Regions from separate parts of the Homo sapiens genome. Here region 1 is linked to region 2. Evidence: chromatin loops called from intact Hi-C (ENCODE). Cell type or tissue: B cell. All regions are shown on one strand. Links, peaks and the distances in the headings refer to the core of each region. The heading gives the core; the rest is flanking DNA. Region 1 overlaps SLC2A14 (solute carrier family 2 member 14). Region 2 has its middle 12 kb from the start of APOBEC1.

Region 1 (11,012 bases), core at 1,200-9,199, 130 kb after region 2:
GGTGGGTGGATCACTTGAGGTCAGGGAGTCCAGGACCAACCTGGCCTATGTGGTGAAACCCCTTCTCTACTAAAAACACAAAAAAATTAGCTGGGCATGGTGGCGGGCGCCTGTAATCCCAGCTGGCTTCAAGCAATCCACCTGCCTTGGCCTCCCAAAGTTTTGAGATTACAGACATAAGCCACTGTTCCTGGCTCAAGTATACCACCCTAATCAAAATTATTTTTGGAGTTTTTTTTTCCTTCTTCAACAGTTATGTTAGAGATTATGGATTTTTTTGTTTGCTTTTGTTTGTTTGTTTGTTTTGCGACGGAGTCTGGCTCTGTTGCCCAGGCTGGAGTGCAGTGGCGTGATCTCTGCTCACTGCAACCTCCACCTTCCAGGTTCAAGTGATTCTCCTGCCTCAGCCTCCTGAGTAGCTGGAATTATAGGCATGCACCACCACACCTGGCTAATTTTTTGTATTTTTAGTAGAGACGGGGTTTCACCATGTTAGCCAGGATGGTCTCAATCTCCTGACCTCGTGATCTGCCCGCCTCGGCCTCCCAAAGTGCTGGGATTACAGGCGTGAGCCACTGGCCCGGCTTTTTTTTCTTTTTAGATGGAGTCTCGCTCCTGTCTGGAAGGCTGGAGTGCAGTGGTGTAATCTCGGCTCACTGCAACCTCTGTCTCCCAGGTTCAAGTGATTCTCCTGCCTTAGCCTCCCAAGTAGCTGGGATTACAGGTGCCCGCCACCACGCCCAGCTAATTTTGTTTTTGTTGTTGTTTTTGTGCAATTGGTTGTCAGCCCATTTTACACATTCTTCTAGAATTGGCCATTTCTCCAAGAAGCATTAGTTACTTTTAGCAAGGAATAATATTTAGAGATCAGAACTGATCGCTGGTATTGCTATAATTAAGGGTAGTTGCAGATATTGACTTTATGTGCAGACAATTGAAAATCCAGAAAAATCTCAGAAGTCTTTCTGTGACTTCTCCTCACATATTATCCAAAATTGACATAAGCCCATGATTAAACTAACAATTTGGCAAAGCGAATGAGATCATTACAATTTGCCTCCCACCGCTGGGTATAGTGGCATACATCTGTTATCCCAGTATTTTGGGGGCCGAGGCTGAAGGAACACTTGAGGCCAGGAGTTTGACACCAGCCTGGTCAACATAGTAAAACTCCATGTCTACAGAAAAATTTAAAAACTTAGCCAGGTGTGATGGTGCGTGCCTTTGGTCCTAGCCAGTCAGGAGGCTGAAGCTAGAGGATTGCCTGAGCTCAGGAGTTTGAGGCTGCAATGAGCTATGACCGCACCACTGCACTCCAGCCTGGGTGACAGAGGGAGACCCTGTCTCTAAAAAAATAGTAATAAAATAAAATAAAAAGATTTACCTCCTAACTAAAAGACATGGCCTTCAGAAGAAGTTAAGATAATTGTATGTGAATGGAAAACGAATAGTTTCTGCTACAGCAACCAGTGTATATCTGCTCTAGTACAGCTACAACTAAATCAATTTTACAAGGTAGAGAGTCCAGGAAGACTACCAAATATATATAGAAACTGCATATTTGATTAAGAATTCTAGTTTAGATCACTATATTATTAGTTAGAAAAACAGGCCGGGAGCAGTGGCTCACGCCTGTAATCCCAGCACTTTGGGAGGCTAAGCTGGGCAGATCGCGAGGTCAGGAGTTCAAGACCAGCCTGGCCAACATGGCGAAACCCTGTCTCTATTAAAAATACAAAAAGTAGCCGGGCGTGGTGGTGGGCACCTGTAATCCCAGCTACTTGGGAGGCTGAGGCAGGAGAATCGCTTCAATCCAGGAGGTGGAGGTTGTAGTGAGCAGAAACCAAGCCACTACACTCACTCCAGCCTAGATGACAAGAGCAAGGTTCTGTCTCAAAAAAAAAAAAAAAAAAAAAGAAAAACAAGGCACAAAACCATATGAATGATTTATTCTATTTGAATTAAAAAATATAAGTCACATAGATACAAACATTTTCTGGGAGGATAAAAACATACGCCCAAAATTTACATTTCAGATGAATAGATAAATAATAAATTATTTAGGAAATAAAAGTAACAATTCTCAGTTTGGGGGAAAGTTGATAGAGTCCTGCTTCATTCTAGGTTACATGAAAGCTGGGTGCCATGGCTCACACCTGTAGTCCCAGCAATTTGAGAGGCTGAGGTGGGAAGATCACTTGAGCCCGGGAGTTCTAGACAAGGCTGGGCAACATAGCAAATTCCCATCTCTACAAAAAATAAAACAAATTAGCTGGACACAGTGGTGCTTGCCTGTAGTCCCAGCTGCTTGGGAAGCTGAGGAGGGAGAATCAATTGAGCCTGATGGTTGAGGCTGCAGCGAGCTGTGATTGTGCCACTGCACTCCAGCCTGAGCGACAGAGAAAGACGCTGTCTCAAAAAACAAACAATCAAAAAACAATAGGCCGTGAGAGGTTGCTCACACCTGTAGTCCCAGCATTTTGGGAGGCCTAGGCGGGTGGATCACTTGAGGCCAGAAGTTCAAGACCAGCCTGGCCAACATGGCAAAATCCAATCTCTACAAAAAAATACAAACATTAGCCGGGCGTGGTGGTGCATGCCTGTGGTCTCAGCTATTCGGGAAGCTGAGTCAGAAGAATCACTTGATTGAACCCAGGAGGCAGAGGCTGCAATCAGCCTAGATCATGCCACTGCATTCCAGCCAGGGAGATAGGTGTGAAACTCTGTTTCAAAAAAAAGAAAAAAGAAAAGAAAATACACACATTAAAATCTCAGCTCCACCATTATGACCTTGGGCAAATTATTTTGCAGGCTTTTAGGTCTTCCCTTTTGTGTAAATAGAAATAATACTTGAAGTGATTTCTGTCATCTAATATGTATTTTGTCTAGCTCATAGAACATATACAATTAATGTCAGTTACCTGCATGGCAATGTAAAATGTGATCATCCTTTGATACACCCCCTAGGACTGTATGCCAAGGCATTAATCAAACAACCACATAAAGATACTCATTACAGCACTGTTGGTAATAGCTAAACAATTTTTTATTTTTATTTTTATTTATTTATTATTTTTGAGGCGAAGTCTCAATCTGTCACCAGGCTGGAGTGCAGTGGCACGATCTCGGCTCACTGCAACCTCCACCTCCCGGGCTCAAGCAATTCTGCCTCAGCTTCGTGAGTAGCTGGGACTACAGTTGCGCACCACCAAAGCCAGCTAATTTTTGTATTTTTAGTAGAGACGGGGTTTCACTGTGTTGGCCAGGATGGTCTCGATCTCTTGACCTGGTGATTTGCCCACCTCGGCCTCCCAAAGTGCTGGAATTATAGGTGTGAGCCACTGCGCCCGGCCAAAAATATTTTTTTAAATCTAAATGTATATCAATAGGACTTTCCTTAAATGTGTTATGATATATTGGAGTACTTATGTAGCCATAAAAAACAAAAAAGATGGCCAAGTGCAGTGGTTCATGCCTGTCATCCCAGCACTTTGGGAGTCTGAGTCTGGTGGATCACAAAGTCAGGAGTTTGAGACCAGCCTGACCAACATGGCAAAACCCCGTCTCTACTAAAAATACAAAAATAAGCTCGGCATGCTGGCCGAGTGCCTGTATCTCAGCTACTTGGCAGGCTGAGGCAGGAAAATTGCTTGAACCCGGGAGACGGAGGTTGCAGTGAGCTGAGATTGAGCCACTGCACTCCAGTCTGGGCAACAGAGTGAGACCCTGTCTCAAAACAAAACAAAACAAAAACAAAAAGGATGAAGCAGATTTAAATGTATGGGAAAATTCCATTATTAAGGTAAAAGAGCAGATTCGTTTATAGGTTGTGATCCCATTCATGTCATATATGGAGATAAATTAAGTGTGGAAAGATAGATACAGATATAGAAATAAAAGTAATAGTTATCTCTAGGAAATAAAATTAGGAGGCATTTTTTGCTTTTCCTCTATTTTTAGAACATATCTGACAAAAATAATAGATAAATCTATTTGGAAAGCATAAGAGTAGCCTCTATGGAACTAAATAATTGCTAGTAAAAGTAACATTTCCGTGAACATTTTTGAAATATGAAAATAACTCAAGTACTTGTACTGATACCTTTAGGACATGCTAGAATACTGGAACTCTTGCTTTTGAAACACAGATTAGACTGTCCCTCTTTGGGCAAAGCCATTAAGTCAATGTTAAGCTCACTGAGAGAGTCACACCCCCCTCTAGTGGTCTACCGTGGCACTGGGCTCACCAATCTCCCAACTGTTTTACAATGATAGGGAACTTTCCTTAACCATCACATGTTCAGGGACAAGGGAATGGATGCCCAGACATATTCTTCAATTACATGTGGTTCAAGATAGAAATCAATTGAGAATGATGGATCAGATATACTCAGATGTACTTGATGAAGTAGAAGTTCCTCTAAATGGAATAAACTGGAGGCCCTAGGGAAAAAAAAATGGATTGAAAACCTTAGCAGAATAAGTGACACTGCTTTTACAAGTGATTCATAGTGGTTATAAACTAAGCCAGCAGGCAGACATGGAAATGTTCTTGGAAGAGTGTGTTTAGATATTGTAATGAAGATACAAATTTGCTGAGGACATTGGAAAAAAGAAATCTGTTGCTGTGGAGTTTAACTAAAAGTGTATCAGTCTCTTTCATCTTTTTTTTTTTTTTTTTGAGACAGAGTCTTGCTCAGTCGCTGAGGCTGGAGTGCAATGGTGTGATCTTGGCTCACTGCAACCTCCGTCTCCCGGGTTCAAGCGATTCTCCTGCCTCAGCCTCCTGAGTAGCTGGGAAGTAGCTGGGATTATAGGCGCCGCCACCATGCCCAGCTAATTTTTAATTTTTGTATTTTTTAGTAGAGACGGGGTTTCACCATGTTGGCCAGGATGGTCTCAATCTCCTGACCTCGTGATCCGCCCACCTCGCCCTCCCAGAGTGCTGGGATTACAGGCGTGAGCCACTGTGCCCGGCCTCTCTTTCTCTTTTGTCACCTATTTAGCTTTAGAAAATTGGGTAGCAAGCCCGCAGGTGTGTATGAACAGGGCCACGGTTGAACAAAGACTAACAGAAGGCAAGCTGAACAGAGTGTCGGAGTCATAGGATTGGCTTCAGCTTCCCTCACAGTTTATAAGAGATCCTTGTGGAGATTCATGGTCAAGATCATGCGTTAGCTGAGGAAAATTCAGAGTTTATTAGAATCAGAACATCTAGCACAGCTACAGTATGGGACAGGTGCGGGACATCCAGCAACATGGCACCAGGGAGGTAGGCTCCTGGGATCTACTGCCAGTCTTTAGGAGTAGTTCACAGCCCAACACTTGTGGGGGATGACGTGAGCTAGTCATTTTGGATTGAAAGCTTGATGTTGCAAATATTATGTTGTAGAAACTCTGGATTCTCTTGTGTTCTTCTGGGCATTTTGTATTTTTGTTCTAGTAGGCAAAAACGTTATCTTCCCAGCAACGAGCAACAGCTGATCTCTCTATCCTGCTCTAGGGTCTTCATCTGCTGCTTTTTGGCCTGGAGACACCTGTGCTTGCAAAATTCGCTGGTCAGTCAGGAATTTGGGCAGAAAATATGATCAGACTTTTAGGAATGACTTTCTCTATGGTTTTTTTTCCCCCCTTTTTAGTTGTTTTTGGTAGGATTCACTCCTATTTTTTTTTTTTTTTTTTTGAGACGGAGTCTCGCTCTGTCGCCTAGGCTGGAGTGCAGTGCCATGATCTCGGCTCACTGGAAGCTCTGCCTCCTGGGTTCATGCCATTCTCCTGCCTCAGCCTCCCAAGTAGCTGGGACTACAGGCGTCCGCCACCACACCCGGCTAAAATTTTTTTGTATTTTTTAGTAGAGATGGGGTTTCACCGTGCTAGCCAGGATGGTCTTGATCTCTTGACCTCACCATCCACCTGCCTCGGCCTCCCAAAGTGCTGGGATTACAGGTGTGAGCCACCGTGCCCAGCCAATTCACTCCTAATTTCAAACTGCTCTGTTGGTTTTGGGCACTTCCAGCCATAAAATTTCAGCTTTCTGCACACGGCCCTGGGTTCATTCCCCAGCACCATCACCAAAAAAAAAAAAAAAAAAAAAAAAATAGATTTCAGTTTTCTGTCACCTGAGCTGTGGAGGAATGAGGAATACATTCATTTTTTTTAATCTTTTTTTTTTTTTTTTTTTTGAGACAGAGTCTTGATCTGTCGCCCAGGCTGGAGTGCAGTGGCGTGATCTTGGCTCACTGCAAGCTCTGTCTCCTGGGTTCCTGCCATTCTCCTGCCACAGCCTCCCAAGTAGCTGGGACTACAGGCACCCGCCATCACGCCCGGCTAATTTTTTTTGTATTTTTAGTAGAGACGGGGTCTCACCGTGTTAGTCAGGATGGTCTTGATCTCCTGACCTTGTGTTCTGCCCGCCTCGGCCTCCCAAAGTGCTGGGATTACAGGCGTGAGCCACCGCGCCTGGTCAATCATTTTATTTTTAACATTACTTATTTTTATTTTTTACTTTTTTTCAGTTTACATTTACATGAGCATTTATTTTTTATTTTTTATTTTTTATTTTTTTTTGAGACAGTGTCTGGCTGTGTCACCCAGGCTGGAGTGCAGTGGATCGATCATAGCTCACCTCAGCCTCGAACTCCTGAGCTCAAGTGATCCCCCTGCCTCAGCCTCTCCAGTGGCTAGAATTTCAGATATGCACCACCACACCTGGCTAATTGTTTTTATGAAATAAAATTTTTTTAAATTTATTTTTGTAGAGACTGGGGTCTTGTTACATTGTCCAGGCTGTCCTTGAACACCTGGCCTCAAGCTATTGTTCTGCCCTGGCCTTCCAAAGAGCTGGGATTATAGGCATGAGCTACATGGGCCGGTCCAAACTTAGTGTACTCTTTTTTTGTCTTCTCCCAGGCTGGAGTACAGTGGTGCTATCATGGTTCACTGCAGCCTCCAACTCCTGGGTTCAAGCAGTCCTCCCACCTCAGCCTCCCGAGTAGCTGGGATTATAGGTGTGCACCACCATGCCCAGCTAATTTTTTTTTTTGAGATGGAGTCTCCCAACTGTTGCCCAGACTGGAGTGCAATGGTGCGATCTCGGCTCAAAGCAACCTCCGCCTCCCAGGTTCAAGCGATTCTCCTGTCTCGGCCTCCCAAGTAGCTGGGATTACAGGCACATGCCACCGCACTCTGCTAATTTTTGTGTTTTTAGTAGAGATGAGGTTTTTCCATGTGAGCCAGGCTGCTCTAGAACTCCTGGGCACAAGTGATCCGTCCACCTTGGCCTCTCAAAATGCTGGGATTACAGGCGTGAGCCACTGCCCCTGGCCTGACTGTAGGATTTATCAGGCTTTACCCTGTCTAAGTTTATGGGTTTCTGCTCCTACCAGGAAGGTCCTACTCTTTCCCTGCTTTTCTCAGTGTTCCTACCTTTCAATAATAAAAAAACAATTGGCCGGGCGCGGTGGCTCACGCCTGTAATCCCAGCACTTTGGGAGGCCGAGGTGGGCGGATCAGTTGAGCTCAGGTGTTCAAGACCAGCCTGGCCAACATGGTGAAACCCCGTCTCTACAATACTACAAAAATAGCCAGGCATGACAGTGTGTGCCTGTACTCCCAGCTACTGGGGAGGCTGAGGCGGGAGAATTACTTGATCCCTGAAGACTAAGGTTGCAGTGAGCCGAGATCACACCATTGCACTGCAGCCTGGGCAACTGAGAAAGACTCCATCTCAAATAAATAAATAGTTAATTAATTAAAAAAACAATTGTAATGTGAAAGGCTTGGTCGCTCGAATCTGAAGTCCAAGCTAGTCAGGAGGCTGAAGCCGGACAGTTGCTTGAGCCCAGGAGAATAGCCCGGGCAATACAGTGATATCCTGTTCCCCTCCTCCGATAAAAAACAATTATAATCCTTGGGAAGACAAATTTTAGTATAATATACTTTTTTTGTTTTTTGAGATAGGGACTCTGTCACTCAGGCTGGAGTGCAGTGGTGCGATCTTGGCTCATTGCAGACTCAATCGCCTGGACTCAGGTGATTCTCCCACCTCAACCTCCCAAGTAGCTGGGACTACAGGCATGTGCCACCATGCCCGGCTTGTTTTCTTTTGTTTTTTGAGATGGACTCTCCCTCTGTCGCCCAGGCTGGAGTGCAGTGGCACGATCTCGGCTCACTGCAAGCTCCGCCTCCCGGGTTCACTCCATTCTCCTGCCTCAGCCTCCTGAGTAGCTGGGACTACAGGCGCCCGCCGCATGCCCCACTAATTTTTTTTTTGTATTTTTAGTAGAGACGGGGTTTCACCGTGTTAGCCAGGATGGTCTCGATCTCCTGACCTTGTGATCCGCCCGCCTCAGCCTCCCAAATTGCTGGGATTACAGGTGTGAGCCACTGCGCCCGGCCGAAGGATTTTAAGTAGGATAGTGATATACAGTCCGACTTCTGTATCTGCAGATGCAAAGAACTACAGATGGAAAATATTTGGGAAAAAAGACAATACAACTATAAAAAACAATACAGTTTAACAATTATTTACATTGTATTAGGTATTAAAAGTAATCTAGAGATGATTTAAAGTGCATGAGATGATGTGCATAGATTATTTGCATTTAAATCATCACAATAATAATTATATGCATTTTTTTTTGAGACCAAGTCTTGCTCTGTCACCAGGCTGGAGTGCAGTGGCGTGATCTCAGCTCACTGCAAACTCCGCCTCCCAGGTTCAAAGGATTCTCCTGCCTCAGCCTCCTGAGTAACTGGGACTACAGGTGCATGCCACCACACCCAGCTAAGTTTTGTATTTTTAGTAGAGATGGGGTTTCACCATGTTGGCCAAGATGGTCTGGATCTCTTGACCTCGTGATCTGCCCGTCTTGGCCTCGCAAAGTTCTGGGATTACAGGCATAAGCCACTGCACCCAGACTATATGCATTTTATATAAGGGACTTGAGTATCCCTGAATTTTGTTATCTAAGAAGGGGTCTGGGAACCAGTCCCCTGGGGATGGCAAGGGACTGCTGTATGTCACATGGATGCCCTGACAGCAGTGTGGGATGAATTGTAGAGAGCAAAGACTGGAGGAGGAAGGAAGTGGAAAGGAACACGAGAAAAACAGAAAAAAAAAAAAACTAGTTCTCACTGGGGAAAGAAAGCAACATAATTCATCAAGTATGAAAAGCAAGGCACGAAGGCTTTTTCACTTAATCTGCATAATAAACACATATTGCTATTCTCTTTTTTTTTTTGAGACAAAGTCTCACTCTCGTCCCCCAGGCTGGAGTGCAATGGCGCAATCTTGGCTCACTGCAACCTCTGCCTCCTGGGTTCAAGCGATTCTCCTGCCTCAGCCTCCCAAGTAGCTGGGATTATAGGCACCTGCCACCACGCCAGGCTAATTTTTGTATTTTTAGTACAGACAGGGTTTCACCATATTGGCCAGGTGGTCCCAAACTCCCGATCTCAGGTGATCCGCCCTCCTTTGCCTCCCAAAGTGCTGGGATTACAGACATGAGCCACCGGGCCCGGCCAAATATTGCTATTCTCTTATGTATGAGACTCTAAGAACAGAGTCTCATACAAGTCTCAAGGTCACAACAGGTACTGAGTAGCCAACTCAGGATTTAAAGCTGATTTTGTTGTTACAGGAACGGCAAAAAATAAATAAATAATGTGCTTGTGATGTCATGTACATTCAGAATTTTTATTTTAAAACAAAGAATCAAACAAACAATAATGGAAAATCCATATGGAAATATTCACAATCTTCTCAGTGAGAAATAGGAAAACAACTTCCCTGCCTTACTGCCAAACTGAGGAGCCAGAAGTTGACGTGAAGTTGGAAGGCCACCTTTCCAGCTAAACCCCACTCCATAGCTACGTGCATTTTTATTCAAAGGCTCCAGGAGCAGAGGGAACAGTGAGAACTGAGAACCAAAATACTGTCACTGGCAAGGGTTTGGCTAAAGGGTCTGAGATGTGTAAGCACCAAGAAGGGAAAGGGAGACTGAGCAACATATGAAAAAGGGGCTGTAGGAACAAACACAGAGAAAATAAGTCAACAATAACATACTTCCACCCAGAGCAAAGTGACAGTGCACATACATTCATCCTCTCAAGTGTGGGCTGCACTGCACATTGACTCATACTGTCTAAACCTGGTTTATTGGAAAGATTCAAGTCCCCTGAGGGCATTCGGCATAGGACCACAGTGACATGGTAACAGACATACGCAAGCGTGCCGTGAGCCTAAAGCAACAACACACTTTAGATAATAATCGCTCAGAAAAAAATCCTCTCCCAGAGCTGAGGTTACAAATTCCAAGTTTGCTGTAAACATTCTTTGGGGAATTCCTTTAAAGGTATGAGTTAAAATAAAACAGAAAATCAACACCTAAAATCTCCTAAAGAACAAAGTGGAGAAATAATGAATCTCTACCAAGAACCAATTATTTTAGGTTTCTCATTTGGATGGCTCTCCCACTAGATAGGTGGCGGGATTACTTCAAAAGTAATGAGACTACTACAAGGAGTTATTTCGTCCAGTGAGGGGAACAGGCTTTCTAGAAATCACTTTCTCTTCCCTGGACTCCATCCAAAATTAGAACCCATCAACCGCCATTAACTACAATGCCCATATTAGTTAATAATCCTAGATTTCAAGTACTACTACATGTAAACTATTATCTTAAAGATAAAGTTCCAAAGGAAATGAGTAGCTTTATTAAATAGGCATACAACTTTTCTGAGAAATCAAAGAGTTTCCATCTGAAGGACAGAAATTGTTAAGAGGTAATGTACAGACCTCAGGCACCACATCATTTACCCTCCAATAATGAACAACATTTCTCCCTGAATTCTTATTGCACCTTAACCTCTCCAGCATCAAATCTTTTACTCTATAACCTCTCTTTAAACACCTCCCTCTAATCTCAATTTCCTTCTGTTTTTATTATTTGGCAAAATTACACTTAAAAAATAAATATTTATGTAATTAAACCAGAGGATAAGATAAATAA
Region 2 (11,012 bases), core at 1,460-9,459:
TTGGGAGGCCGAGGCGGGCAGATCATCTGAGGTCGGGAGTATGAGACCAGCCTGACCAACATGGTGAAACCCTGTCTCTACTAAAAATGCAAAAATTAGCCGGGCATGTTGGTGCATGCCCGTAATCCCAGCAACTTGGGAGGCTGAGGTGGGAGAATTGCTTGAACCTGGGAGGTGGAGGTTGTGGTGAGCCGAGATCGAGCCTTTGCACTCTAGCCTGGGCAACAAGAGTGAAACTCCGTCTCAAAAAAATAAAATACAAAAATTAACCAGGCGTGGTGGCAGGTGCCTGTAATTCCAGCTACTCGGGAGGCTGAAGCAGAGAATCTCTTCAATCTGGGGGGCGGGGGTTGCAGTGAGCCAAGATCTAGCCACTTCACTCCAGCCTGGGTGAAAGAGCAAAACTCAGTCTCAAAAAATAAAAAATACAAAAAATACAAAATCAATTGGCAGCTAGGCGCAATGGCTTAGGCCTGCAATCCCAGCACTTTGGGAGGCCGAGGTAGGTGGATCACTTGAGGTCCAGAGTTCGAGACCAGCATGGCCAACACGGTGAAACTACATTTCTACTAAAAATACAAAAATTAGCTGGGTGTGGTGGTGCGCACCTGTAATCCCAGCTATTCAGGAGGCTAAGGCAGGAGAATCGCTTGAATCCAGAGGGTGGAGGTTGCAGTAAGCCAAGATCGTTCCACTACACTCCAGCCTGGGTGACAGAGTGCAACTCCATCTCAAAAAACAAACAAACAAACAAAAAAAAACTGGGTGCGGTGGCTCATGCCTGTAATCCCAGCACTTTGGGAGGCCAAGGCAGGTGGATCACTTGAGGTCAGAAGTTTGAGACCAGCCTGGCCAACATAGTGAAACCCTGTCTCTACTAAAAATACAAAAATAGCCTAGCGTGTTGGCCTGTGCCTGTAGTCTCAGCTACTCGGGAGACTGAGGCGGGAAAATCGCTTGAACCCAGGAAGCAAAGGTTGCAGCAAGCCAAGATCGTGCCACTGCACTCCAGCCTGGGTAACAGAGTGCGACTCCATCTCAAAACAAACAAACAAACAAACAAACAAACAAACAAAAACTAATTGGCCATATATGTGCATGAATTCATTTTGGAATCCTCTCATTCCATTGATCTATATGTCCATTATTATGTTTACACCACATTGTTATGATTATCATAAATTTATAGTAAGTTTTATTTTTTATTTTTTTTCGTTTTGAGACGGAGTCTCGCTCTGTCGCCCAGGCTGGAGTGCAGTGGCGTGATCTCGGCTCACTGCAAGCTCTACCTCCCGGGTTCAGGCCATTCTCCTTCCTCAGCCTCCCGAGTAGCTGGGACTACAGGCACCTGCAACCAAGCCCGCCTTAGTTTTTGTATTTTTAGTAGAGACGGGGTTTCACTGTGTTAGCCAGGACGGTCTCAATCTCGTGACCTCGTGATCCGCCCGCCTCGGCCTCCCAAAGTGCTGGGATTACAGGCGTGAGCCTCCGCGCCCGGCCAGTAAGTTTTTTTTTTTTAAGATGGAGTTTCTTGTCACCCAGGCTGGAGTGCAACGGCGTGATCTCGGCTCCCTGCAACCTCAGCCCCCCCAGGTTCAAGTGATTCTCCTGCCTCAGCCTGCCGAGTAGCTGTGATTACAGGCGCCCACCACCACGCCTGGCTAATTTTTTGTATTTTTAGTAGAGACAGGGTTTCACCATGTTGGTCAGGCTATTCTTGATCTCCTGACCTCAGATGATCCACCCACCTCAGCCTCCCAAAGTGCTGGAATTACAGGTGTGAGCCACCCGCACCCGGCCACTCTTATTTCACTTAACATAGTATCCTCAAGATTCATCCACGTTGTAGCATGTGACAGGATTTGTTTCTTTTTAAAGCCTGAATAATATTCATTATACGTGTATATCACATTTTGTTTTTTCATTCGTCAATGACATTTGTATTGCTTCTACCTTTTGGCTATTGTGAATTGTGGCGCTATGAACATAGGTGTGCAAAGATCTCTCTGAGATCCCTCTAAGTTTTTTGTTTTCTTTTTTATTTGTTTTTTTTTTTTTAAGTGAGATAAGGTCTCTGTTGCCCAGGCTAGAGTGCAGTGAAACAATCACAGCTCACTGCATCCTGAACTCTTGGGCTCAAGCAACCTGTCTGCCTCAGCCTCTCAAGTAGCTGTGAATACAGGTACTTGCCACCATGCTCAGCTAATTTTTTTATTTTTTATAGAGACTAGGTCTCACTATGTTGCCCTGGCAGGTCTCAAATTCCTGGGCTCAAGCAATCCTCCCTCTTCAGCCTCCCAAAATGCTGGAATTACGGGTATGAGAAACTGCACTCGGCTTCCTCAGGGTAGTTCAAGCTACTAGGAACTGAAACAGGAGGATTGCTTGAACCCAGGAGGTCAAGGCTGAAGTGAGTTATGATCACACCACCGGTACTTTAGCCAAGGCAACAGAGTGATTCCTGTTTTATGTTTATTTCAATGGCAAGAACATCATTGACATTAAATGTCAACTCGGGAATTTTGAGGAGGTGAGAGCCTCCTGTGTAGGAATACTTCTCTTTCTTATCTCTACTATTTGGTTTGCCATGCATATGCTTATGGATTTTTAGTTTGGGTTGCAAAAAATACCCACTTGGTGTCCTAGTGTATTGTATATATGTGTGTGTTTGTGTGTGTGTGTAAATAGCTATTTAACAGAGGAAAAAGGGAAACAATAATACTTGTAACATAAACATCTGAATTATGTATTTGGCATCTCAGCCAGAATCATTTGAACCAACTGCATTTTGTACTAAGTCACTGGGATTACAGGTGTAAGCCACTGCGCCCGACCTAAATTTTCAATCAATATGTGCCAAGTGATTATTATTTAAAAATATTAGCTTGAGAAGAGTTCTCAGACTCAATTTTATTGTCATGAGCCTCTTACAGTGAGGTCTCACAGACTTCCTTTTTCCTTCATGCCACTGACTCTGAGACCATCTGGCACTATGACACCTCCGTTGGGTAATCAAGCCATAAACCAAAATCTTTAGTCTCCAGTTCCTGTACTGCCTTTCTCAAAATGCAGCCTGAGTCTGAAAAATAATGCCGTAACCAAGGACTCCAACAGCTATTTAATCATCTATCAAACCTGAAATAAAAACCCAATTTTGGCCGGGCACAGTGGCTCACGCCTGTAATCCCAGCACTTTGAGATGCTGAGGCAGGCAGATCACATGAGGCCAGGAGTTTGAGACCAGCCTGGCCAAGATGGTGAAACCCCGTCTCTACTAAAAATACAAAAATTGCCAGGCGTAATCCCAGCTGCTTGGGAGGCTGAGGCAGGAGAATCGCTTGAACCCGGGAGGTGGAGGTTGCAGTGAGCTGAGATTGCGCCACTGCACTCCAGCCTGGGCAACAGAGTGAGACTCTGTCTCAAAAAAAAAAAAAAAAAATTAGCCCGGTGTGGTGACACACACCTGTAATCCAACTACTTGGGATGCTCAGGCACAAGAATTGCTTGAACCCTGCAGGCAAAGGTTGCAGTGAGCAGAGATCGCACCACTGGACTCTAGCCTAAGTGATGGAGGAGAGTCTGTCTCAAAACAAAACAAATCAGTTTCCAGGAGAAATTTCAGAAATTGGAAGAAATTAGAGACTTTTGATCAGTCTGTGCATTTTTGTCATAGACTTCAATTCTCTTCCAGGAAATGCTTTTGAGTGTGTATGGGGTTTTTTTGTTTGTTTGTTTGTTTTTTTAATTAAACAATTAATTGCAGTAAGGCAAACAAAAGTGAAATAAGTGGCCGGGCGCGGTGGCTCACGCCTATAATCCCAGCACTTTGGGAGGCCGAGGCGGGCGGATCACGAGGTCAGGAGATCGAGACCATCCTGGCTAACACGGTGAAACCCGGTCTCTACTAAAAATACAAAAAATTAGCTGGGCGTGGTGGCGGGCGCCTGTGGTCCCAGCTACTCGGGAGGATGAGGCAGGAGAATGGCGTGAACCCAGGAGGCAGAGCTTGTAGTGAGCCGAGACCGCACCACTGCACTCCAGCCTGGGTGACAGAGCAAGACTCCATCTCAAAAAAAAAAAAAAAAAGTGAAATAAATGTTCTAAGGAAAATCAGGGGGTTGTCTTCCCTAAGGCAAAAAATAATTCAGTACCACAGGGAAGTAACATGACTAGAATTGGGGTTTTTTTAATTTATGTTTTATTTTTTGAGACAAGGTCTTACTCTGTCACCAGGCTGGAGTGCAGTGGTGCAATGAAAGCTCATCATAAGCTCAAACTCCTAGGCTCAAGTGATTTTTCTCTCCTCCTCCGCCTCCCAAGTAGTTGGGACTATAGGTGCTCAACACTGTACAAGCTTATTTTATTTTTTTAATTGTTTTAGTAAAGGCGAGGTCTCGTTATGTTGCCCAGGCTGATCTGAACTCCTGGGCTCAAGCAGTCCTCCTGCCTGGGCCTCCCAAAGTGCTGGGCGTGCACCACAGCACCTGGTCCAGAATCGGGTTTTCAAAGAACCACCACAGCTGCAGTGTAGGGAATAGGTTAAAGGGCAATTGTCGTAACAAACCTGCCATAGATACATGGAAATAGAAAAAGCTGGAGTGGGAAATAGGTTACTTAAAAGGAATTGAATACTGCAAAAGAGTTCGTGTGTACTCACACACACAAAATCATAAACAGAGACAAAAGTAAAAATACCTGACTCAAGAGGAGTGTGCCTTTCATCGTCCCATAGTTTATCCATGCAGCCACTGAAATTATATGCAAAACATTTTGTGTTTATGTGCATTATTTTCTGGGGGAGTGTCTACATGTTTTATCAGGTTCTTAATGGGTCCTTCAATCCCCCAGACGTAAGGGTTTTCATAGATTTGCTTTTCCCCATTTAAGTCAGCAGAGGGCAGAAAAACAATAGAATTAGTAGAGCCAACCACAACACAGAAATTGCTCAAACTCCTCCAGTCCCTCTCAGTTTCTGCCATCTGTTTCCTGCCTTTGCTCTAGATAAAATTCCCTGACATCTCCCTCTGTCAAAATACTACTATCTCTGAATAACCATATCAAGATAAGCAGACCTTCTTCTTCTTCTTTTTTTTCTTTTTTTTTGAGACGGAGTCTTGCTGTCACCCAGGCTGGAGTGCAATGGCGCCATCTCGGCTCACTGCAACCTCTACCTCCCGAGTTCAAGCGATTCTCCTGCCTCAGCCTCCCCAGTAGCTGAGACTACAGGCGCCCGCCAACACGCCTGGCTAATTTTTGTATGTTTAGTAGAGGCAGGGTTTCAGCGTGTTGGTCAGGCTAGTCTTGAAATCCTGGCCTCAGGTAACCCATCCCCCTTGGCCTCCCAAAGTGCTGGGATTAGAAGCGTGAGCCACTGCGTCCTACCTCTTCTTTTATTTAGTTGGACTCAGTCTTTAATTTGCATTTTTCTTTTTTTAAATCATCTTTCCGGAAGAATTTAATTTTCTCATTTCTGTTTACACCTGCGGTAGTTATCATATTCTCTTTCACAACTGATATTGTTTTAATTACTATTGTTCCAGGAGACCTTGAACAATTACCCCATGAGGAGCCTAAAGCTCCCATATCACTTACCATATAATTATTGTATATTATTTACTTTTTGAAAGATGAAAATAGGGCCGGGCCCGGTGGCTCACAGCTGTAATCCCAGCACTTTGGGACTCCGAGGCTGGTGGATCACTTCAGGTCAGGAGTTCGAGACCAGCCTGGCCAGCAAGGCGAAACCCTGTCTTTACTAAAAATACAATAATTAGCCGGGTGTGGTGTCACGCCTGTAATTCCAGCTACTCGGGAGGCTGAGGTTCGAGAATCGCTTGAACTCGTGAGGCAGAGGTTGCAGTGAGCCCAGATCAAGCCACTGCACTCCAGCCTGGGCAACAGAGTGAGACTCTGTCTCAAAAAAAATGGAGGAGGAGGAGGAAATAGTTTGTGGCTAAAACAATTCTCAAGTAAGTTTCACTATCTCAGAAAGATAAATTTTACATTATCGCAACAGGGTAATAATGATTGCAGTGATAAATTTTTGATCAGAAAGAATTGCCCCTACTCTTGTTATTTAATGCTTTTTGTTATTAAAAGAGAGAAGAAAGAATCTATCTGTCCATCAAACCCACTTGAATATATATGTATATATGTATGCATGTGTGTTTGTATATATGTGTGTCTGTGTGATATACTTTTTTTTTTTTTTTTTTTAGACAGAGTCTTGCTCTGTTTTCTAGGCTAGAGTGCAGTGGCGCAATCACAGCTCACTGCAGCCTTCGACTCCCAGGCTCAAGTGATCCTCCCATCTCAGATGCGGCTGTAGTCCCAGTCTAGGACTACAGGGCGTGCCACCACACCCGACTAATTTTTTTTTTTTTCGGTAGAGATGGGATGTCCCTGTGTTGCCCAGGCTAGTCTCAAACTCCTGGGCGCAAGAGATCCTTCCGCCTCAGCCTTTCAAAGTGCTGAGATTACAGACTCATGCCTGTAATGTAAAGGAAAAATACAAAAATTAGCTGGGCATGGTGGCACGTGCCTGTAATCTCAGCTACTCAGGAGGCTGACGCAGGAGGATTGCTTGAACCCAGGAGGCAGAGGTTGCAGTGAGCTGAGATGGTGCCACTGCACCCCAGCCTGGGCGTGCACAGCCACTGTGCCCGGACCTAAAGGAATGCATTTATGTTTGCATGTATTGAAGAAAACCTAGAGCTAAACAGTAGCTGATGTGGTAAAAATAGATTTTATTCAGGGCGATTGCAATAGGGGAAAAGGGGCCTAGTTTAGAGTGGGCTTAATTCCAAATACAACAAGGAAAAATGGGTATGAAAGTATGAAGTGCCAAAGACCAGTAATTTTCCAATCTCTGACGGAAAACTTTCATCTCTGATGGAAAATTACTACGAAAAAAACATCAGGAGTAAGGGGGGATTCTGGCTAAATCAACCTAACAGAATTCTTTCTTTTTTTTTTTTTTCAGACTAGAATTCTTGCTGAAGACAAGCCAAGGTGATCAGACATCACCTGGGGGCAATGCAGGATGAGGAATTTGGTCACTTAATGACAGTGATCCTATATCAAGTTTGGGAATTCTTGCCAGAACTGAACACAGAAGCCCAAGGTCAAGCTGAGTAGAAAAGCAAGCTCAGAAGAGCCCCACCAAAGTTTGGTCCAGGAGAAAATCTCGGCATATGCAATCACTGACAGTGCTTTCTGACCTACGAAGAGTGGGAAAAAACAACAGAACATACCCCTTTCCTGTTGAAACAGGTGCCTGTTTTCAGTCAAAACTCTCGTCAAAAGTCAACAGATTCAAATATTTAAAGACACATGCTCCAAATATTCCACTCAAAAACAAAGCACAGAAACCACTGCGATAAAAGTTAAAGTGCTCAATATCATTTTGAGGAGAGAATAAAATGTTGAGAAAACAATCCTGCAACCACCCCTGGTGTACTGATGTTTATGCTCCATTGCTTTTTTGTTTTATGTAATTTTAATTTTTTCATTTATTATTATTATTATTATTATTATTATTATTATTATTATTATTATTATTATTTTGAGACAGGGCGTCATTCTATCACCCAAGTTGGATGGAGTGCAGAGGTGCAATCTCGGCTTACTGCAACCTCCACCTCCCAGGCTCAAGCAATGCTCCCGCCTTACCACAGGCCCACTTGTTCACACCCAGCAAATTTTTTTTTTTTTTTTTCAGAAATGGGGTTTTACCATGCTGCCCAGACTGGTCTCGAACTCCTGACCTCAAGTGAACTGCCCGCCTCGGCCTCCCAAATTGCTGGGATTATAGGCGTGAACCTATATGAGTCCCTTCATTTCATAAAAATGAATCCCTTTATTTTTAATTTTTTAGAGATTTTAATTTCTTGCTATGTTGCCCAGGATGGAGTGGAGCTCCTGGCATCAAGTGATCCTCCCCCTCAGCCTCCTGAGTAGCTGATAGCATGCCACTGAGCCTGGCTTGTTTTATTTTATTTACTTATTTATTTTTAGGCTAGTCGAGTGAAGCAGTGGGAGTGGATAAGGAGAAAAGATTGTTTTATTTTAAAAGAAACAAAAATTGCCGGGCATGGTGGTTCACACTTGTAATCCCAGCACTTTGGGGGGCTGAGGTGGGTGGATCACTAGGTCAGGAGTCTGAACCAGCCTGACCAATATGGTGAAAACCCATGTCTAATAAAAATACAAAAATTAGCTGGGCATGGTGGCACATGCCTGTAATCTCAGCTACTCAGGAGGCTGATGCAGGAGGATTGCTTGAACCCAGGAGGCAGAGGTTGCAGTGAGCTGAGATGGTGCCACTGCACCCCAGCCTGAGCGACAGAGAGAGACTCTGTCTCAAAAAAAAAAAAAAAAGAAAAAAGTCCGGGTGTGGTGGTTCACACCTGTAATCCCAGCATTTTGGGAGGCTGAGATGGGCGGATCACCTGAGGTCAGGAGTTCGAGACCAGCCTGATCAACATGGAGAAAACCTGTCTCTAGTAAAAACACAAAAAAATTAGCCAGGCGTGGTGGTGCATGCCTGTAATCCCAGCTACTTGGGAGACTGAGGCAGGAGAATCGCTTGAACCCAGGAAGCGGAGGTTGCGGTGAGTTGAGATCATGCCATTGCACTCCAGCCTGGGCAACAAGAGCGAAATGCCTTCTCACAATAAATAAATAAATAAATAAATAAATAAATAAGGAAAACAAAAATTAGGCCCAGTCTGAATTTAGGAAGTATAGTTTTACGATAAACTACTACTCAAAGGCCGAATCTCTATCTTATTTTTCTTTCTCCCTTCAAGGTGATGGGGTTCAGGACATACTATCCCAAAATACAGCACCTTGGTATCTGAGGAAACAGAAGCCCGAAAGTTCTTGCACTTTCTCCTGCCCTTCCTCTTAAAGCAGGCCATGAAAGAACTCTCTGCCCTTCCTCTGCATAAAAACTTCATTCTAGATGTATCCTCTCTATACCCAAAGAAAAGGAACATCTTTATCCTTAAAGACACAGAGGCACTAAGAAGAATCAGAACGAACAGGCTTGCTAAGTACTCCTCCAGTTCCTTTGTTTGTTTGTTTGTTTTAAGAGGTGGGGGTCTCACCATGTTGCCCAAGCTGGTCAAGCTGGTCTTGAACTCCTGGGTTAAAGTGATCCTCAGGCCTTGGCCCCCCAAGCAGCAAGGACTACAGGCTCACACCACAGTGCCGAGCCATTCCCAGTATATTACCATTAAATCAGACCTCCTTTGTCCAATCATACTTCTGCACAACTGTCTACCCTTTATCAAACTTAGCACAAGTTTCCCTGTTTGAGTCTTCATTTCTGAAGGTTCTCCTTTCACTAAAACTTAACGTTAAATAAATTTGATTGCTTTTCTCTTGTTAATCCTTCTTTTCTTTCTTTCTTTTTTTTTTTTTTTGAGACGTAGTCTCGCTCTGTCGCCAGGCTGGAGTGCAGTGGCGCAATCTCTGCTCACTGCAACCTCCGCTTCCTGGGTTCAAGCGATTCTCCTGCCTCAGCCTCCTGAGTAGCTGGGACTACAGGTACATGACACCATGCCTGGCTAATTTTTGTATTTTTAGTAGCGACGGGGTTTCACCATATTGGCCAGGATGGTCTCTATCTCCTGACCTCGTGATCTGCCCGCCTCGGCCTCCCAGAGTGCTGAGATTACAGGTGTGAGCCACCGTGCCCCACCAATCCTTCTTTTCTTATGTTATGTGTGCATCAGCCATGAATTGAACAATGGGTAAAGAAAGAAATCTCTTTTCCCTCACAAAGGCATTCAGTAAATGTGAAACTGAATAGAAATAAATTAAATTGATGGTAAAAATTCCTGCCATTAAATAAGATCATGAGTCTTAAAATGTTCTAAAATAGCTGTGCTGTACACATATGCTTAATTTACTTAAATTTTAGAATAAAGAGTCCTATCTTGCCCCAACCTGCCCAAATCACAGCCTATAACTTGGCTTACAGGGCACATACTCTGCCTATTGTAGACTGGTCTGACGAACATGAAGATTCTAGTAGAGAAATAGAATAATGTGGATCCCAAACCCATGAAGGCAGTTATGCATGCATTTCTTTAGTTTTAGGCATGATAATGACCTCAGGAGATAATCTGATTCATTCAGGAACAGAACAAACCAGCCAACCTCAGAACAACTGGAAAAAGGCAGTAGCCACTATTCTTTTTTTTTTTTTTTTTTTTTTTTGAGACGGAGTTTCACTCTCATTGCCCAGGCTGCAGTGCAATGGCGCGATCTCGGCTCTCCGCAACCTCTGCCTCCCTGAGGCAGAGGTAGGCGGATTGCTTGAGCCCAGGAGTTCAAGACCAGCCTGAGCAACATAGTGAAATGCCATCTTTACCAAAACAAAACAAAAAACAAAAAACATATATATATATATATATATATAAACACAAAAATTAGCTGGGTGTGGTGTTGCACACCTGTGGTCCCAGCTACTCAGGAGGCTGAGATGGGAGGATTGTTTGAGACTGGGAGGTTGAGGCTGCAGGCTCAAGCAAGATGAGGTGAGCCATAATCACACCACTGCACTCCAGCCTGGGCTACAGAGCAAAACTCTTGACTCGAAAAAAGAAAAAAAAAACTTTAATGTGAGCATTTTCAAATATGCACAATATATTAATTAAAAATAATACATACAGTTTGTGAATAATTAAATATGCCTACATTGGGATATATGCTAAATTTTTTCACACGTACATATTCAAATAATTTATACTCAAGTAATTTGTAGTGCTAGAAAGGCCAGGTGTGGTGTTACACACCTGTAATCCCAGCACTTTTGGAGGCCGAGATGGGCGGATCATGAGGTCAGGAGTTCAAGACCAGCCTGACCAACATAGTGAAACCCTGTCTCTACTAAAAATACAAAAATTAGCCAAGTGTGGTGGCACATGTCTGTAGTCCCAGCTACTCAGGAGGCTGAGGCGGGAGAATTGCTTGAACCCAGGAGGTGGAGGTTGCAGTGAGCT

What was found. Hi-C counts contacts between places; a loop is a spot of excess contacts. Peaks named below come from ENCODE experiments on the same cell type or tissue, not always from the same donor. Only the 100,000 strongest peaks of a DNase experiment are listed, where the experiment ranks them.
Region 1: a loop joins it to region 2, with 36 times the contacts of the local background. A loop is called at or near these places in 62 of 110 quality-filtered maps.

What each region holds. Positions count from the first base shown.
Region 1 is chr12:7,802,836-7,813,847 of GRCh38, forward strand. SLC2A14 (solute carrier family 2 member 14) reads right to left here. Exons shown (of 11, transcript NM_001286234.2): 11 at 9,679-11,012. Among named protein-coding and RNA genes, the nearest start is that of NANOG, 19 kb to the left of the region's middle. RefSeq lists enhancers at 1,958-2,479, 2,480-2,999, 4,966-5,465 and a silencer at 4,138-4,297. In B cell, for the core only: CTCF peaks have their summits at 4,218 (motif pointing left) and 4,428; a DNase peak (open chromatin) is centred at 4,226.
Region 2 is chr12:7,672,633-7,683,644 of GRCh38, forward strand. No RefSeq gene overlaps it. Among named protein-coding and RNA genes, the nearest start is that of APOBEC1, 12 kb to the left of the region's middle. RefSeq lists enhancers at 1-208, 209-708, 4,811-4,880. In B cell, for the core only: no CTCF peak of the experiment used is centred there; DNase peaks (open chromatin) are centred at 3,049 and 4,929; H3K27ac peaks cover 1,733 bases.